Linked DNA regions of Homo sapiens: regions 1, 2, 4, 5 and 6 are each linked to region 3. A link is a contact called in ENCODE Hi-C or POLR2A ChIA-PET data. All regions are on one chromosome and are shown on one strand. Each heading gives the region's core, a stretch centred on a gene start or an enhancer-like site at or near the end of the contact. The rest is flanking DNA. Distances are from core to core; before and after follow the strand shown.

Evidence for each region. A loop is a pair of places that touch in the nucleus more often than their neighbours do. ChIA-PET counts read pairs that join two places held with the same protein, here RNA polymerase II (POLR2A). Pooled maps may share reads with other maps.
Region 1: a loop to region 3 is called in a map of ascending aorta, with 3 times the contacts of the local background. The contact joins two enhancer-like sites. A Hi-C loop is called at or near these places in 31 of 168 maps with a recorded cell type or tissue (A673, GM12878, HCT116 and 20 more), 21 of 37 single-sample maps with no recorded cell type and 28 of 50 pooled maps.
Region 2: POLR2A ChIA-PET joins it to region 3 with 20 read pairs in OCI-LY7. The contact joins two enhancer-like sites. A Hi-C loop is called at or near these places in 1 of 168 maps with a recorded cell type or tissue (left colon) and 1 of 50 pooled maps. POLR2A ChIA-PET finds 5 or more read pairs at or near these places in 2 of 52 experiments (AG04450 and OCI-LY7).
Region 4: a loop to region 3 is called in a map of IMR-90, with 6 times the contacts of the local background. The contact joins two enhancer-like sites. A Hi-C loop is called at or near these places in 1 of 168 maps with a recorded cell type or tissue (IMR-90) and 2 of 50 pooled maps. POLR2A ChIA-PET finds 5 or more read pairs at or near these places in 1 of 52 experiments (A673).
Region 5: a map of sigmoid colon shows a loop between it and region 3 (2.9-fold over the local background). The contact joins the promoter of CACNA1C-IT3 here to the enhancer-like site in region 3. A Hi-C loop is called at or near these places in 14 of 168 maps with a recorded cell type or tissue (A673, HCT116, HL-60/S4 and 10 more), 5 of 37 single-sample maps with no recorded cell type and 22 of 50 pooled maps.
Region 6: a loop to region 3 is called in a map of prostate gland, with 2.0 times the contacts of the local background. The contact joins two enhancer-like sites. A Hi-C loop is called at or near these places in 1 of 168 maps with a recorded cell type or tissue (prostate gland), 1 of 37 single-sample maps with no recorded cell type and 2 of 50 pooled maps.

What each region holds. Positions count from the first base shown.
Region 1 is chr12:2,288,236-2,290,935 of GRCh38, reverse strand. All of the region lies in intron 3 of CACNA1C (calcium voltage-gated channel subunit alpha1 C), which reads right to left. CACNA1C-IT3 (CACNA1C intronic transcript 3) reads right to left here. Exons shown (of 3, transcript NR_046769.1): 3 at 2,191-2,268. Among named protein-coding and RNA genes, the nearest start is that of CACNA1C-IT3, 20 kb to the right of the region's middle. Within about 2 kb of position 1,300, at least 7 of the 41 ENCODE cell types and tissues checked have a DNase peak (open chromatin) inside an H3K27ac peak, as active enhancers do; they include ascending aorta and heart right ventricle, where a contact is called at or near this core.
Region 2 is chr12:2,083,344-2,086,043 of GRCh38, reverse strand. The region is part of intron 1 of CACNA1C (calcium voltage-gated channel subunit alpha1 C); the gene reads right to left. Among named protein-coding and RNA genes, the nearest start is that of CACNA1C, 32 kb to the right of the region's middle. Within about 2 kb of position 1,428, at least 5 of the 41 ENCODE cell types and tissues checked have a DNase peak (open chromatin) inside an H3K27ac peak, as active enhancers do.
Region 3 is chr12:2,581,733-2,584,432 of GRCh38, reverse strand. It overlaps CACNA1C (calcium voltage-gated channel subunit alpha1 C), which reads right to left. Exons shown (of 47, transcript NM_000719.7): 14 at 2,636-2,700; 15 at 1,491-1,611. Among named protein-coding and RNA genes, the nearest start is that of CACNA1C-AS2, 89 kb to the left of the region's middle. Within about 2 kb of position 1,257, at least 6 of the 41 ENCODE cell types and tissues checked have a DNase peak (open chromatin) inside an H3K27ac peak, as active enhancers do; they include ascending aorta and heart right ventricle, where a contact is called at or near this core.
Region 4 is chr12:2,119,025-2,121,724 of GRCh38, reverse strand. It overlaps CACNA1C (calcium voltage-gated channel subunit alpha1 C), which reads right to left. Exons shown (of 47, transcript NM_000719.7): 3 at 1,295-1,400. Among named protein-coding and RNA genes, the nearest start is that of CACNA1C, 67 kb to the right of the region's middle. Within about 2 kb of position 1,289, at least 7 of the 41 ENCODE cell types and tissues checked have a DNase peak (open chromatin) inside an H3K27ac peak, as active enhancers do.
Region 5 is chr12:2,268,434-2,271,133 of GRCh38, reverse strand. It overlaps CACNA1C-IT3 (CACNA1C intronic transcript 3), which reads right to left and starts at 1,358. Exons shown (of 3, transcript NR_046769.1): 1 at 1,193-1,358. All of the region lies in intron 3 of CACNA1C (calcium voltage-gated channel subunit alpha1 C), which reads right to left. RefSeq lists a silencer at 532-730.
Region 6 is chr12:2,162,278-2,164,977 of GRCh38, reverse strand. The region is part of intron 3 of CACNA1C (calcium voltage-gated channel subunit alpha1 C); the gene reads right to left. LOC107984131 (a long non-coding RNA gene) reads right to left here. Exons shown (of 2, transcript XR_001749435.2): 2 at 1-2,700. Among named protein-coding and RNA genes, the nearest start is that of CACNA1C-AS4, 60 kb to the left of the region's middle. Within about 2 kb of position 1,250, at least 18 of the 41 ENCODE cell types and tissues checked have a DNase peak (open chromatin) inside an H3K27ac peak, as active enhancers do.

The DNA of each region.
Region 1 (2,700 bases), core at 51-2,550, 290 kb after region 3:
ATACATTTGAGGAAGCCACAGAAGGGCTATTTTAGAGCAGTCCAGACAGCATCCCTAGGTCCCCAAGATCCTGAAATGACTGCCAAGGATACTGGGAATTCCATTCCTGGAACACGTCTCAGATCCCTGGGAGACCTACCTCCCCTCCAGAGGTTACCATTCCACGCTGGTAGGAGTCCTTGACTCCTTTTCTCATCTCTAAGACACAGAGTGGAGCAGCCCTGGAGGCAGCAGGAGGGATTCTGGGTAGAGCAGCCCCGAGTGTATGTCTCTAATAAAGCCAGGTACAAGCTCCTCGGCTCACTGTCCATGGACAGTACAATTAATCACGTTTCCACTGCCACCTTCCCACCCAGCCTCGTGGTCATCTTCCAGAGTCTGCCTGGTTAGGAAAGGAAGTCCTTTGTCACAGATCATTTCTTTCTCCCCAAGAGGGCATTTTTTCTGCCCCCAACCAGCACTAATCCCTCATTCTTATACATATCCTCCAACATATCTGCTCCAAGATTTCTGTTGTGGGACTGCCACCCTGCAGGGCTGCCCAGAGGGAGTCAACACCATTGTCTCTGAAAACACGCCCCTGCCCAGCTGAGCCCAGGGAGGCCCAGAGGACAGTGCCCCAGCACTGCCACTTTCCTGATGCCCTTTATCATACCCTGCCCCCAATCCCCAATTGCCTTGACATCTGTGAAGCAAGGCAGGCGCTGGCCAGGAGGCTCTCTCTGATGCTGGCTCTCCACCTGTCCATGCTTACCACCTGTGGACTCCAGCTCTGCCGGGCCAATTAAAACATTGAATCTTCAGAGCGAGGGCAGTTTGGCCATAAATGCCCAGGAACTTCCCCTGAATCGCTTCATTTTTCCAAAGGGGAGGTAAAGTCAAAGAAATACTAATCTGGGAGTCAGAAAAGCAGAATTCCACCCAAGCTTTATTACTAACTAGCTGTGCGATTTTGGACAGGTTCTTTAACTTCTCTCCTTCAGCATCTGCATGTGTAAAGCAGAAGAATTAGGCCAGGTGATCCTCCAAGTGCAAATATTCAGTGATTCTATGTGACTTGACGCGAATTTCCTCTTATCAGAAGGGTAACTTGAGCTAAGTGAATGTGAACATGTAAATGGCAAAATAGGGAAGCTGTTCTGACCACTTGGGATCCTAAAAAGTCACTTAAGAACTAGGTGTCCCCGGTGTGTACCCATCGGCAGCTTGGATCATTGCCCATATGGCACTGATACACTGATCACGTAACGCCTGGTTTAATCCATGTTCTCCAGTGGCACACAAGTCTCGGTGAGGGCGTCGTGCCTTTATCTCACCCACCGCTGTATCCCCAGTCCCTAGTACCACCAGCACAGTGTAGGCACTCAATAAATATTTGTGGCATGAATGAATTTCCACTGTACAAATCTGATTTCCTGACTATACCGGAGACCAGGCAGCAAGCACACATTTAATAGACTCTGCAGCTCTTCTCTATCTCTTCCCCGTAGATTTCCACAGGAAAATGGGCTTCTGATGGTTCTAAAAGTGAGTTTTGTCCAGCAGGGTTGCCTCTGGAGGTGGCTAGTTTCCCTCCTCCATCCACCCCCTCCCCAGGCAGTGAAGGAAATTCAGGATGACTATTGGGCATAGTGCCTCAAAAGCCACATCCACTCAAAGACACACAATTTGCTGCTGGGCCATGGGCTCTTTTTTCCCACCTGCTCCTTTTTGGCATGTGCCTCGACTCTCATACCCTCCCTCTGTACTGTCTGCACCCCCTGACACTGCAGGAGAGAAGACCCAGCATTTTTCAGGAAGCTTGGCTCCTGCTGGCTCTGCTAACCACCTGAGGGCATATCTTCCCCATATGGGATGCATTTGGTGCATAATTAGTCAAAGGCATCCGATTTCAATGAAGCCCTAGTTCTCCCAGCTTGGTCCACAGTGCACGAGAGAACCCTCTTAACCCGACCGGCAGCCTGACAGCTTGGCATTTCTGTATCTTTAAAGGCAGGCTGAGTTGGAGAACAGACTTTTAATTAAAATTTACCTTCCTATACATGTGTTGCCCCACCATTTACATTGTAATTTTCAGGTCACACATGCATATTAGTGCTACCTTTTGGGTGCTGGCAGTGGCAGCTCTACTGATGAAGGCTACACTGCAGGATCCATTGACTGGGGCTGCCAGAGCCACTGGGTAGCTGGCATCCCGCAGCAGGGTGATTAATCTGTATGTTCTTCCTCATAGCTGTTGTAGATACAAGCATGGGGCGGTGGGTGGTCCTGAGGGAAAACAGACAGAAGGGAGGCACAGACCCACCACGGACACACAATACAAAATGCAAGGGCACCTTCTCAGCCCCGCAGCCAAACTGGGTGGAAAGGGCCACTCCTCAAGACCCTGGAAAAACAGACCCCATCAAGGAACACAAACCCATTAATGGACAAGCTGACTCAGAGGGAAAATGGGGTTGCAAACACCTTTGATGGGGAGAGGCGGAAAAGCACTTCTGGGGTGCAATCAACCTATTTCAGGGCAACTGACCATGCTTTCTAGGTTGCCAAGGCCAGCTGGTTGATTGGTTCCTGAACTGTCCAGGAAGGCAGAATCTGCGCAAGAGCCTCAAACTCCAGAGCAAAGTAAACAGGCCATCATCATGTACTTAGCAAGAAATCCTCACTCCTCAGAGAGAAGCTGGCTGGAGAGGGAGGCCA
Region 2 (2,700 bases), core at 179-2,678, 500 kb after region 3:
ATCTGCGGAAGAAGTCCCAAAGGAGGGGATGCTTGATCTGAATCCTAAAGAAGCAGTAGAAGTCAGTTGACTAGAAGGAGTGAAAGGCATCCCAGGTACAGGGAACGGCATATCCAAAGCATGAATTTACATGCTGCAGTTGGGAACCAGCAGTAGACAGTACATCTGAAGTGTAGGGTTGGTAGAAGAAACAGTAAAAGCTGAGAACAGTAAGACGATGCAGGACCACCTATCATTTACAGTGGACAGGGTGCTAGCAAAGGCCTCAGTGCAGTACACTGACATAATCTGAGTGAGGCTTTTGTTTCCTGGTGACACAGTACAGGATGAGGGCTAGAAGGAGTCAGGCCAGGAGTACAGAATCTAGTTAGAAGGTTCTTACAGTTGTATAGGCAAGACGGATCAGAGTCCGAGGGGTGTATTATGAGGTATTAAGGAGGTAGAATCTCTTAGAACAGCTAAGGGTATTTATAATTACCCCACTCAATTGAATTAGCTGTGGAGTGAGAAGAAAGCAAAAGCACTGAGAATGGCTTCCAGGTACCTGGCTTGGCCAACTTGGTGGCACCAAGTTGATCACAGAAAGAGAAGAAGGTTTCAGAGGACGTGGAGATAGTGCATTTACTTTGAAAAATTAAAACATTCTGCAGCTATTCAATTAAAAAATTAAAAATGTAAAAGAGACAGATATCTGGGCTGAAAAGGTAAATTTGAAAGTCATAATCCTACCAATGGTGGTTCAATAATGGAAAAGGTTGACATTGCCTTAAAAAATGAGAAGTAGAAGAGTCTGAAAATAGAACTCACATCACCAGTGTGATTAATACACTCAGGAGGGTCTGCAGTTGGCTGATCCAGAGATGCACTGATGATTGACACATTCATAGGTGCACTGATTCTATGCACAGATGCCTAGGGATTGACTCACTGATACATTTACCCTGGGAGGTCTCTACTGATGTGACCCAAGGCTCTGTCTTTGGCTCTAGCCTTTTGAACACTAAATTAAAAAGTTGGATGAAGACAAATTTGCCAAATGTGCTGCTGACACAAATCTGGGAGGAATAGCTAGTAAATTGGAAGTTTCAGTCAGAATAAAAATGACCTCAACAAGCTGAAACTATGGTCCACACTAACGAGATGAAATAGAATAAGCACAATGTAAAGGACTATACTTAGATGAAAAAATTCACTGCATAAACATAGGGTAGGTGGAACCCTGGCTTGCCTTATCAGCAATTTATATGACAAGGACCCTAGGGATTTTAGTAGGCTACGACTCAATATGAGTCAACAGTAGAGCACAGCTGCCAAAAAGGCAAACGCAATCTTTACTTCTTCCTTAATCTGCATTCAGAGCTCTGAATCAGGGACATAGCAGGCTGAGCACTCCATCCAAGTCGGCACACAGCTGAAGCCCTGTGTCCCTTCTGGGGAACAGACTGCAAGAGGAACACTGGCAAGTAGAAGCTGACCAGCAGAGGTGGGGCAAGAGGGAGAGGAATGAAGCCACGGGAGAACGTGGGTAAAGAAAGTGGGGACAAGAAGTCTGGAAAATATGCTTGGAAGAAACATAATAGTCTGCTTCAAAAATCTGGAGGGCTATAAGAAAATGAAGTAAATATATTTTGTTTGCTCCAGATGGAGGACTCAAGCTTGATGAGCAGAAGTTATAGGATGGTAGATTTCCACTTAATATAAAAAAGAACACTCAAAAGATAATGGCTGTTTAACATTTGAATGGCTGCGTGTTGAAGTTAGTGAGGTCCCCTTCCCTGGAACTATCCAAGTAGAAACTAGATGACCACTTGTTGAGAATGCTAAAGACAGGCCTGCCCTGGGTGGGGAGTTGGGCTAGATCAGTCATCCCCAAGCTGGATTTCAAGGACAACTAACAACACCTTTTCAAATTTGACTATGTGAAAAGTTTTTCAAAAATCAACTATCACCATCATCACACAAAAGAAGAGACATTTTAATACCAAAGAGGAGGACAGATATACTATCAGCATTTTAAAATCCTTTATATATATAGAATAATTTAATTTTATGAAAACAACACACCTAATTTTTCTAACTCTGTGAAAGCCAGAGGAAACATTAGTCATGATTCCACTTGTTTTATTCAGTGTTTTATTCCCAGTGCCTCGTGTTTAGTAGGAACTCAATAAATATTTGCTCAATGAATGATCCAATGAATACATGCATTTAATATATAAAGCACTGGCTTCCACAGAGTCAAATGGCTTCTCCCCCTCATCATTCATCAGTATTTATTGACAGCTCTTGTGGTTCTTGGCACTGAAATATGGCAGAGCAAGGGCCATTAACTTCCCACAAAACATCCTCCAAGCACTGAGAGTAGCAATGCCTTACATTTGTATTGTTTTAAAGTTTACACAGCATTTTCTTCAGTATCATAAATTCTCTTTACAATGTGGAGACAAATATCACCAATCTACAGCTGGGGAAACTGAGGATCAAAGACTCTCCCAAGAGCACAACCTGAGATGGCTGGGTGAATCACAGCATAAACCCAGCTTCTCCAATGGCAAGGTACATGCTGTTTCCACCCACCTCAACTGTGTCCCTAAGAAAGGGATAGCCTGATCCTCTGGCACACCCCTGGGAGAGTCGAAATGCTCTTGGCCACCAAAACACAGGACACAGTCCTCAACAACACAGGCTGCCTGGCAATGC
Region 3 (2,700 bases), core at 8-2,507:
TGTGGGGCGTGCAGGGTAGAGCTCCTCAGCAGAGAGAGCTTGAGGGGGAAGCAATTTGAGGGAGTCAGACCCCAACAGTGTTCCTCCCCTCCCCTTCCTCCCCATCACCCTCCTAGCTACCTGGAGCTATCAAGAGGGATGAGAACAGGCTAGCCTGCACACTGGAGCAGGCGGGAGGGAGGCAGCAAGCCCTGCCTTGCACTTTAATTGCTGGGTTTCATGATTGCTTTCCCTGCTGAGATGACTGGCTGTAATTGACATTATAAACAGCATTGTCTCTAGCAGGATGCAGAACGCTCTTAAGAGCGGTTTATTATAACTGGGCGCTGAGGGGGTGGCTTGGTATCTCTGCCAACTCTTAATGTGAGCCTGCACCCACGAAGACCCTTGGAGGGTCCATCTGGAGCCAGCCAAGGCTTGGGAGTTCCCAGTGGAGACAGTTCTTTGCCCTTTCTCCTCCCCACTCCACCAACAGAAACACTGTGGGTCAGAGAACTGCAGAATCAACGAAAGCATAGCTGGAAGGGGGCTTTAAGTCTGTGAAGTCTGACCCCCGGCCCCAGGCACCCAGACATTCATATCATTTCACACACAGGGAAGCCGCAGCAACCCAGGCTGGGGAAGAGGGGCTTTGTCCAGGGTGGCTTCTGAATGTGGCAGAGGCCTTGCATGCATGATCCCATGAAAACTCCCAACGACCCTTTATGTAGTAGGTTCTATGATTCCATTGCCACATTTTACAGACACTGAGGTAGAGGACCTTCAATCTGCAAGAGGTCATCCAGCTGGGAAAAGAGGAAACCTTGTCTGCAGGCTTCCATGACTGTGTTTTCTGCACTGCCTTAGCTGGGACTTGGCCCAGAGCTGTTCCTATGTTACCCCTGGCTCTGGACGTGACTCTCTCGGGGTTATGAGCTGGGGAAGAGAAGCAGCACCCGTGGCTTGTGCCCTGGAAACCTGCCCCAGCCGGGATCAGGAAGGAGCTTTTGGGGCTGTTTGAAGTCTGTGCAGCTCTGCCCGTGACTAAAGTCCTGGAGAGCAGCATCAGAGAGAGGGCTGCTGACCAAAAAGCAGGAGGAGAGCTGAAGGTCACTTGAAGGACAACGGCTCATCCTCCCTCCCGGAGCGTCCCGCCTCTGAGCAGACGCCGCGGCCCCAGGGCAGCCGGCCCGCTCCCGCGCGTCCCTATCGCAGGCGGTGTGAGTGGCCGCACACGCCGCAACGCCAGGGGGCGCCGCTCACCCAGATTACGGCGACAGCCCGCCCGGAGCGCGGCGCCGCTGCGGGCCCGGAGGGTTCAGGAAGGTGAACCTCACCCATGCCAAAGCTGCAGGTTTCCACCCAGACCCACCTCCGCCGCCATGGGGTTCTAGGCTGGGTGGTGTGAGCCCGAGCAGGACCGCCCGGACCTGAGGGGCGTGCCCGTTTGGCACTGTGCTGCAGGCTGGGGGCTGGGGGCCGCAGGGGTGGGGGGCAGCAGCAAAGGATACAGTTTCCACAGATGAAGAGGATGATGAAGTAAATACAGACTAACATCCCTGGAAAAGAGGGGCCGCCATAAGCCATGATCCCATCATACATCACCGAATTCCAGTCCTCCCCGGTCAGGATCTGAATGACACATTCCCACCAATAAGGGACACAGCGTTAGACCAACAGCAAACCCAAAACCACCCTGCCCTGCCCCACTACGTCAACAAAATTGTCCAAAATTTCCCTTTCACTTCTTTCCCTCCTCCTGGCCCCCAATTCTCCTCCCCAGGGGCTCTGAGCTATTGAACTGTCCTTAGACAAAATGCCTGGCTATTGGCATAATATTATTTGAAGGGTGACTAAAAGGGCTTTTTGGCCCAAAGATCTCTGACTTTCCCCACACATGCTTGAGCTGACCGTCAGCCATTCCTGGGGGTAAGGCGTCAGGACCCTTTTGCAGTTGTGTGTTTGCTGAGACAGCCACAGGCTACACCAGCTTTCCCCAAACATTCGTCACTGGGGCATCATCTTCAAGACTTTGACAACATCTACATGTGATTCATTTTTACCTCTCAATCGATCTGCTTTTAAACTTAAATAGATGCCACTTTGAGTTTGCCCTAAGCCAAAATATCTATGAAATCACAAATTTGATGGGCTAGTAATATTTTTTTCAAGAGACAAGCATGGTAGGAAAGCCAGGGTTTCGTCACCCTCCCCTCCCCCAGTAAGAGCAGTCTGCTTTTCTTTATGTTTTGGGCTTTCATGGAGAATTTAAGTAAAGGATTCCATGGATAAGAACGATTTTTTTTTTTTTTATTTGAGACGGAGTCTTGCTCCGTCACCTAGGCTAGAGTGTGCAGTGGTGCAATCTTGGCTCACTGCAACCTCTGCCTCCTGGGTTCAAGAGATTCTCCTGAGAAGGCATTTTTAAACCACTTATATTGTTTCCCCTAATGGTCCACCCACTAGTGGAATTCCATGGCAGATGGGGACAGGGAAACTACAGAAAAAACTCAAGACTCTCCCGGGCATGGGCTCTCCAGGGCTGATCTAGGATGGCTGTGGCTGCCCGGTAAAAGGGTGCAGCTTCCCACACTCCTCCCACCACCCCGCCACTCAACCACCCCGAGTCCGAATCCCAGCAGAGAAGAGTCCATACCTGAAACACAGTGAGGAGGGACTGGGGGAAGTTATCGAATGTGCTCCTCCGGGTCTGCATCTCAT
Region 4 (2,700 bases), core at 40-2,539, 460 kb after region 3:
TTGTATTTATTTTGACACAGTAAAGATTTCTTGCCCCTTAAGAGATGAGGTCACGCTTCGGATGGCCTCACGGACGGCGGCCGATGCTCTGCCTTCCGACTCTGGCCATGCCATCACTCAGTGGTGTGCCCAGCTTTGAAATTTTTGGAGCCTGTCCCCAACAAAGGGCCCCAAGCCGAGCCACAAGACACCACAGCCCGCAGGCGGTGAACACCTTACCTGCTATGCATCAGCGGTTACCTGAAAAAACTGGGGCGACAGCTGAGAAGTTAAAACGTGCATCATATTTTTTTTTGCTGAAAGGGCCCAAGAAAATGTCAAAGGTTACAAAATACAAGAACCACCCTGTGATGGCATCAGCCCAGCAGCTGTGGAAAGGAGAATCCTATAAGCTGCCTGCTTCTTTTAAAAACCATCTCATTGGACGGTTCCATCTCAGTAATTAAAGGAAGGTACTGACGGCAGGGGAAAGACGGTGGCTCTGATGACCAAACACGCCATGTGGAAATCACGTGGAGAGTGACGGTGTCTCTGCAATGGAGGGGGAGAAAGAGACGGGATTTTCCCTGCATGCCTTTTGCAGAGGCATCCTGGAGTGCCCCAATTTTGCCAACTGCATTCCAGAGCTCTTTTCCTCACATGCCCAGATGGAGCAAAAGTCTTTGTAATGACTTCAAGCTCAGCCAAAAGTAAACACACTCTCCACTTTTTCCATGGACCAATTCTAACCCCAAATTGCCAGAGCTGGCCCCTCAACAATCCAAATGGAAAGCCGCCTTTCCCAATAAAATAAGGCCCTTCTAACTCAATAATACATGTTGGCTGCAAAAGCAAATGTTCCTAAAAGCTTCCTAGAAATTATTTATCGTGCAGCAACACTCCAGATCACCTGAGCAAACCCCACCAATGGAACAAAGACATTCAAAGGAAATACAACACAATCCAAGAACAGATGTTCGCTGCAGCGAACACCTGCACTCACAACTTTTGCAGCACATTTTGTAGCAGTCACGGGATTTGCTACTAAACACACACACACACACACACACACACACACACACACACACAGAGCTCACCACCACCTAACTGGAATATTCTTTTGGAAAACAGGCCGGAATGAGACAGGTGCTGATTTGAATAAAGAGTAAAACAGCACTCGGGATGTGAGCTCTGCAGGGCTCCTGCACATGCCAAACACACGTCTCACTTCTCTCCCACATTCCATGCATCTATGTGATCTGAACGCAGTTCTCCATCGAGTGAAAAAGCAGAGACTTGAGGATGGTGGACTTACCAGGTTGGAATTGGTGGCGTTGGAATCATCTTCTGGAAAGGGAATATAGATCGCTAAGGCCACACAATTGGCAAAAATAGTCAGTAAAATAATTATTTCAAATGGTCTGAGAAAGGGAGTCAAGGAAGTTAATGCCACAGAAAGTACAAGTGAAACAAACATAATCTACATATTTTTTAAAATGAATCAAAGATTCATAAGAATTTTGTTTAAACAATGCATTCCAAGCCCCTTGTATTCTGAAAAGAAACATATGCCTTTTTAAGTGCTTCTAGTGGGTCCCCGCCAAAATTTTCCCTAATATGTCAAAAGCAGTGGAGGCCAGTCGCGTGCCAGAGTAAACACAGATTTCTAAAAACTTGTTCCCCTCCTTTCATTTATTTAGATTGCATTGGTCTTCATTCTCCCCAATGTGTGCCTGAGGTTGCCTCTAAAGAGCATGGCCTGCGCCAAGCACCCCGTTTCTTCACAGTTTATGCCGAACGGCCTGTGGGCCCACGCCCACCTGGAACGGGGGACATGGGTGGAACAGGATTCCAAGACAGAGAGACTTTCTCTGGGTTTCATTGAAATTTGGAGATTTTATTTTTAATCTTTTAAACTAAGGTTAAGAGTGGTTTCCATTTCTTCTCTCTCATTCTCTGGCAGGTTCCAGAGATCCTGAAGACCCCCAAGAGTACGGCAGGGGGTCCGTCCTGAGTGTAGGGAAGGAAAGCTGTCTCCTCTTTAAGGCTGAGTCTCACAGACAGCATAGAAACCCCTCTGGTCTGCAGAGGTCCCGCTTCAGCAGGCAAAGCTTTGATTCCAAGGCCTCCTGATTTTTCCTTGGTGTGTGCTGGGCTCTAGTGGGACAGCCCAAGGTTCCCTCACCAGTAGTAGTGCAGGCAGAGGTTCCCATGCCCTGACTTCTTCATCACATTTTCAGGGCAGGACACGCTCTCAAGAGAAAAATGAGCTAATGTGATAATACCCCTTCCGACGGGACCACCCCACACCCTCCATGGAAGGCCAGCAAGGGGAAGCTTCCCAGGAAGGGCCCGTCTATGCTCTTCCAGCTCCACTCCCACCTACCCCGCTCCCACTGCCAAGTTTGCAGCCCAGTTCATGGAGTCTCACAGGAGGAGGAGGAGGAAGACAGAGAGGGGTGGAGATCCGGGGTGAAGGGACCACCATAATTCTCTCAGGGAAATCCATACTCACAAAGTTAGTGAATATTGAGGCAGAAAGAGACCTTAGAGATGATCTAGTCTAACCCTCTGAGGCCCAGAGAGCCTGAGGAACTTTCCCAAGGCCCCACAGCAAGTTAATGACCAGCTGAGACTAGAGCCCGGATTTCCCGATCACCAAGTCCAGTGTTCACTCCCCTGCCACAGACGGCCTTCTGACGTGTTAAGGGGCAGCCCTGG
Region 5 (2,700 bases), core at 109-2,608, 310 kb after region 3:
CAGGTGGCTACCCAATACTGGCTGGAGGTGACAGAGCCTATCGGGCCCAGGACCCTGTGGGACTCAGAAGAGGAAGAGACAGCTGGATGCGAAAGAAAAGTGTCTGCCATTACCCCAAACAGATCCACGTTGTCCTAGAGAGCAAGCAACAGGCCACCAGCCCTCGGCAAAGGGAGTGTCTAGACACCCTTCATCTCCCCTTTCATGCTTACTTCACCCACACCCCCCACCACCATCCAGCCCCTCCAGCCTGGCCAGAGAGGGGAATGGCTGTCTGTGCCAGCACTTGCTAATGATTTCATGTGCTCTCCCCGCAGGTGGAGTAAGACTTCACCCAAAAGAAGAATTGGAATAGTGGCAATACAGACATTGTGGCATCAGGATGGAGGTGACATTTGAGGACCACGAGCCCTACTTAAGACATCCCATGGCCAAGCTTAAACCAGAAAGGGAGTCCAATGACCTTCCACTCCTGCTTCCTCCATCCTGGCCTCCTGAGTTCCTGTCTGGCTGGGTGGCATGGCCGTGGGCTCTCTATACCGTAGAGGGTTCCATCACCACGTCTGGAGTGCTGTGGCCCCCACTCAAAGAGACTACTCGTGTTCTCTCACTGGAGAACTCAGGCCACTCAGCAAGACGGTTGCCTTGACCAATTCAAAAGCCTCAAAACATTGACATGAGGGGTCACTGAGTACGGCATTCTGGAAAGTGTAAGGCACTCCAGGTGTGGAGGGTTGAAGTGATTCAAGACAACTGCTCATAAAAGAATCAGGCCCTGCCCTCAAAAAGCTGACATTTCACAGAGAAGGAGGGTGTATGGGAGACATTTCAGAATTTCATTACAGCTGGCTCAAGGTAGTTTGCAAGGTAAACACACTAGTCTTGACGATGGAATACTTTAAGAGTCAGTAATAGCTTTCGAAGCTCGCCTTCTCAGGACGAGCCTTCTAGAGTTGGCTAAACAAGACAAATATTACAAATGAGCTCCAGCTCCCTGCTGGCTCCCCTAGACCCCTTCCACCCTCTGTTCCCTGACCCCGTGCCCTGGAAGCTTGGTGCATGGGGACTGCTTGAGGTGCCCGGCTCCCTGGCCCTCCAGCTTCAGGTTGGTTTGGCCAATGAGCAGTGTCAATAAGAGAGTGGAGATGGGAGGACAGAGAAGGCAGGGTGTTTTCTTTCCATGTCCCCCTACCTTGGTGTCTTGGTCCTGGCAGTGACAACATCCTTCCATGACTATGGTTTCTCCCTCATGGTCCTCCTCCCAGCTACAGCTCCCACCAGGCCCCCCAAACAGTATTTTCTCCCCTTCCTCCTCAGGCCCTAGGGTGATGACAGCTTCCCTCTAAGTTTAGCCCTGGGTGCCTCAATATCCCTTGCTGGTCTCCTTACCCCTCCATAAATATGCCCCTCAAGAAACTCTGTTCCGTTGAACCATCTGTGTAGAATTCTGTTTCCTATTATGATGCCAACTGAACACTCGGTACCCATTCTTTGTCCGTAGTCAAGGACAGCTTATACAGAAAACACAAAGCTTCCATGGTTAGAAGCTGGTTCCTGGCTTCCATGAGTGGCTGTACCCAAACCTGTCCTAAGTAGATAATCACCATTCTCGTTTTTCAAATTCTCCACAAAGACTGTACGACTGTACATCTATGTTATCTAGAGGGCTGTGTATGATTTTGAATCCAGAACCCAGGGGCTCAGAATTCCTCCACCCTAAACCTTCCTTCATCAGGAACTTCACTGTCACTCCCATCAGTAGAGAAGAGACAGTCTCAAAGTTCATTGAGCCCATCCCCTTAAGCACATACACAGATAGCAGAATTTAGGCAGGTTTAACCTAGGTGATTTCTTTCAGCCGGTCTATAAATCAAGAACTAATTCCCATGACTCCCTCCTGGCTCTAGAATGAGCATTCCCTCCCGGACTCCTTGGAATGTCTTTTGCATATTGAAGTCATTTTCCTCATTGCTCACCCTTCCCTGAGTAGACGCGGAGGCATTTTGTAACTGTCAGTGTTTTGACAAAGCATGAGTATTTAATCATGTGCCCGCTACTCCCTGTAACCCACACGGCACACAGGCTTGCTGGTACCTGCTGCCAGGGCAGGACAGTGGGCAGAGAGCCGGCAAGCACCCAAGACATCCGACCCTGGGCAGGGGGTGGGGACAAAGCCAAGGAGGTAAGACTCTCCCTTTCACAAGATGCTCAGAGTCTGCCCAAGGCCGAGTCTGTCTTCCATTCCACTTCAGGAAGGGAATGCTCAGCCCGGAATGAACAGCACCAAGATTAACTGGGACAGAAAGGACCATCTCGTTCTATCCCTTGCCTCTTCCGGAACTAAATCATCTTTGGCAGATGGTGTTTCTAGCCACAGTCTCCCGGGGAACCTCCCCCAGCGCCTAGCAACCTTCAGCATTGGGGAGCCCTTCCCGTGGTTTGGTCTAAATGCCCACGATGCTCCCAGGCTCAGGGGTCCACACTCCTCTGTCCATTAGGGTCCCTCAGAGGAACCCTCCCCCCAGGACACCACAGGTCCAACTGTTCCCTCGCTGGGAGCCCTTGGCCATCCCACCATGGGGCGAATGTGACCTCCCACTCCAGCCAACACTCCCCACACCCCCAGCCTGCCCAGGAGCATTTGCTTTTCAAAACTTCCCTTTCTTAAAAAAGACACAATTTTCCAAAGCCCAGGGAGTT
Region 6 (2,700 bases), core at 1-2,500, 420 kb after region 3:
CAACCAATAGTTTACAAGTCAGAAAATGCTCACCAAAGGACTAGAAAACACACCCCTCTGCTTCTTTCCCCTCCCCACTTCAATGACGATGACTGCCACCATTGAGTGAGCTCTGACACTGTGTGTGCGCCATACCTGTATTATCTCACATATTCCTCCATTGCCTTGTGAGACTGGCATTAACTCCATGTTTCTGAAAAGAAAGTGGTACTTAACAAGGTGACTTGCTCAAGGCCACACAACTATTAAGTGGTAGGGCTAAGACTGAAACCCAAGTTTGTCTGATTCCCCAGTCTCTGCTTCTAAACACTACTCAACACTCCCTCATTCTCTTTTGTGACCTTCCTGATATTATGAAGACAAGTTTTTAAGTTACATTCAGGCAAATCAGAGGTGCGGGTGATAAGCCACAACAGCTTACCAGGCTGCAATATGGGGAGCAGAGAGAGACAGGTAAAGGCAATGAGCATCTCTTCGGCTTAGTCTACAATTAGTTCCAGAACTTTGAATTTGAAATGGACCTTAAAGATCATCCAGTTCAACTCTCATTTTACAGATATGGACTGAGCAACCCAGAGAGGCAAAGGGATTTGCCCTGGCAACAAAACCTGGTCTCTGGGTTCCCAGGTCTCCATGTTTTCTACGCCCTCCACAATGCCTCATTCAGTGAACCGTCAGCCTTCATGTGTACCCAGCACAGCCAGGCACTGTGAGAGAGGAAGGAAAGCAGACCCAGTGTCTGGCCCCAAAGAACACAGTCAGGATTATTGTCCATGAAGCAGTCATAAAATGGTGCAAGGGGATATTCTTAAAAGCCCCAACATGGATGACAAACAATGAGGTCACATACATTCTGGGAATGGAGACTCCGTGAAAGGAGCAGGGTCTTGCAGCAAGGAGGGTTTAGATAGAGGAGGGGAGGGAGGAAGCCCACTCCAGGCCCTAGGGATAGAAGAAGCCACGGCAAGGTGGCGGGCAGCTTGGTTTTCCAATTACGCAGCCAAACCTAAAGAAAGAAAGAGACGTCACTTTTGGTATCTACTCCACACGGGAACGTGAACTTTTTACTCCAGCTGGGTTATGGGACCCAGAGCCCGAGAAGCCAGCCTCGGATGCAGGTGGCTCCAGTTATGTTTTAGATCAGCCACAAATAGCCCTTGCTTTGTACAGGGCCGTGACCCCGCCGAGCCATCATCATCACTGGAATGCCTCAGAGGCCAAGGGAAACACATGCAGCCGCCAGAGCCGCTGCAAAATCGATCCAAAATCCAGGGAGCGGGGGAGGAGGGCCTGACTCAGCCATGGTCAACTCGCCTGCCAAAGTCTTCTGGCACCTGGACCATGCTGGAAGACGCTTCTGGATCCCATTCTTTCTGTGAACCTTCACCACTGAAAGCCATTTTCCTTACCCCCACTAGAAAACAGAAAAGTGTACCCAGGATGTACCCACCAGGGGGTGGTAAGAAAAGTCACACATCTTGTTCCTAGGCTATCAATAGCAGGGTGGAAGAAGCATCACAGATGACAGAAAAAAAAAAGGAGCGCTGGGTGTGGAGTCCAAAGATTACACCCTGCCTTGGCCATTTACTTACTGTATGAACCTGGCCTGGTGCCCAAGCCATTCCAGCATCCGCTTCCTTATCTTTGAAGTGAGAATACGAATACTGCCTACGTCACAAGGCTGTTGTGAGGCTCAAATGATGGATGAGAAAATGCACTGTCAATTTTAAAGCATTATACACATTTCAGTGGTCACTTTTTTTTTTTTTTTTTTGAGATGGAATTTCACTCTTGTTGCCCAGACTAGAGTGCAATGGCGTGATCTCGGCTCGGCTCACGGTAGCCCCTGCCTCCTGGGTTCAAGTGATTCTCCTGCCTCAGCCTCCCAAGTAGCTGGAATTACAAGCATGCACCACCACGCCTGGCTAATTTTGTATTTTTAGTAGAGATGGGGTTTCTCCATATTGGTCAGGCTGGTCTCGAACTCCAGTCAGTGGTCATATTTTCCATCAGGGAAGGCATATCCGTGGGTTTTCCATGTGCATGGGCAAATGAGGGGCAGAGATTATTCTAGTTTTAATGAAGACGTTCAAGAAGGCAATGGCTTTGTGCTGGTTCTCAATGGAGTGGTTCACAAAAGTATACCAACAAGGAAATTTCATCTCAGCAAAGTTCTCTGTTTAGGGCATGGATGTCAATCTGGAAACGGCAAAGCCACTACTGATGGTAACATCACTATGGGCCAGGCAGTGTCCCAGGGGTTTTGTATTCATCATCTCCAACTCTTCTTGTCAGGAAGGCAATTTCTCCCCCAGGCCTACTGTTCACCCCTCTGCTATTCACGGGGGCACGTCCTTTCCTCTCTCTGCCCCGTCTCTAGGTCTCCCTGTAGAAGGAGTAGCTATTATAACTAGTTACTCTCAGGGACATTCAGTGGGCAGGCTTACTGTGCCTCAAAGACACGGCCTCCTCCTTCTTTTATTTATTTTTTGTTTTGTGGCTGATAAGAAAAAATGGACCACTGCCCTCTGAACTTTGCTTGCTATTTCCCCCAACTTTCTCTTGTACCCTCAGCCTCCATGTGGAAGGCAAACGGGGCAGACTTGTTTCCCTAGACACAAAATCAGCATCCTCATCCAAGCAGGACTGATGGCTGGAGAGCTGCTCCTCAGAGCGGTTTAGGTTCAGCGGGAGGGGACA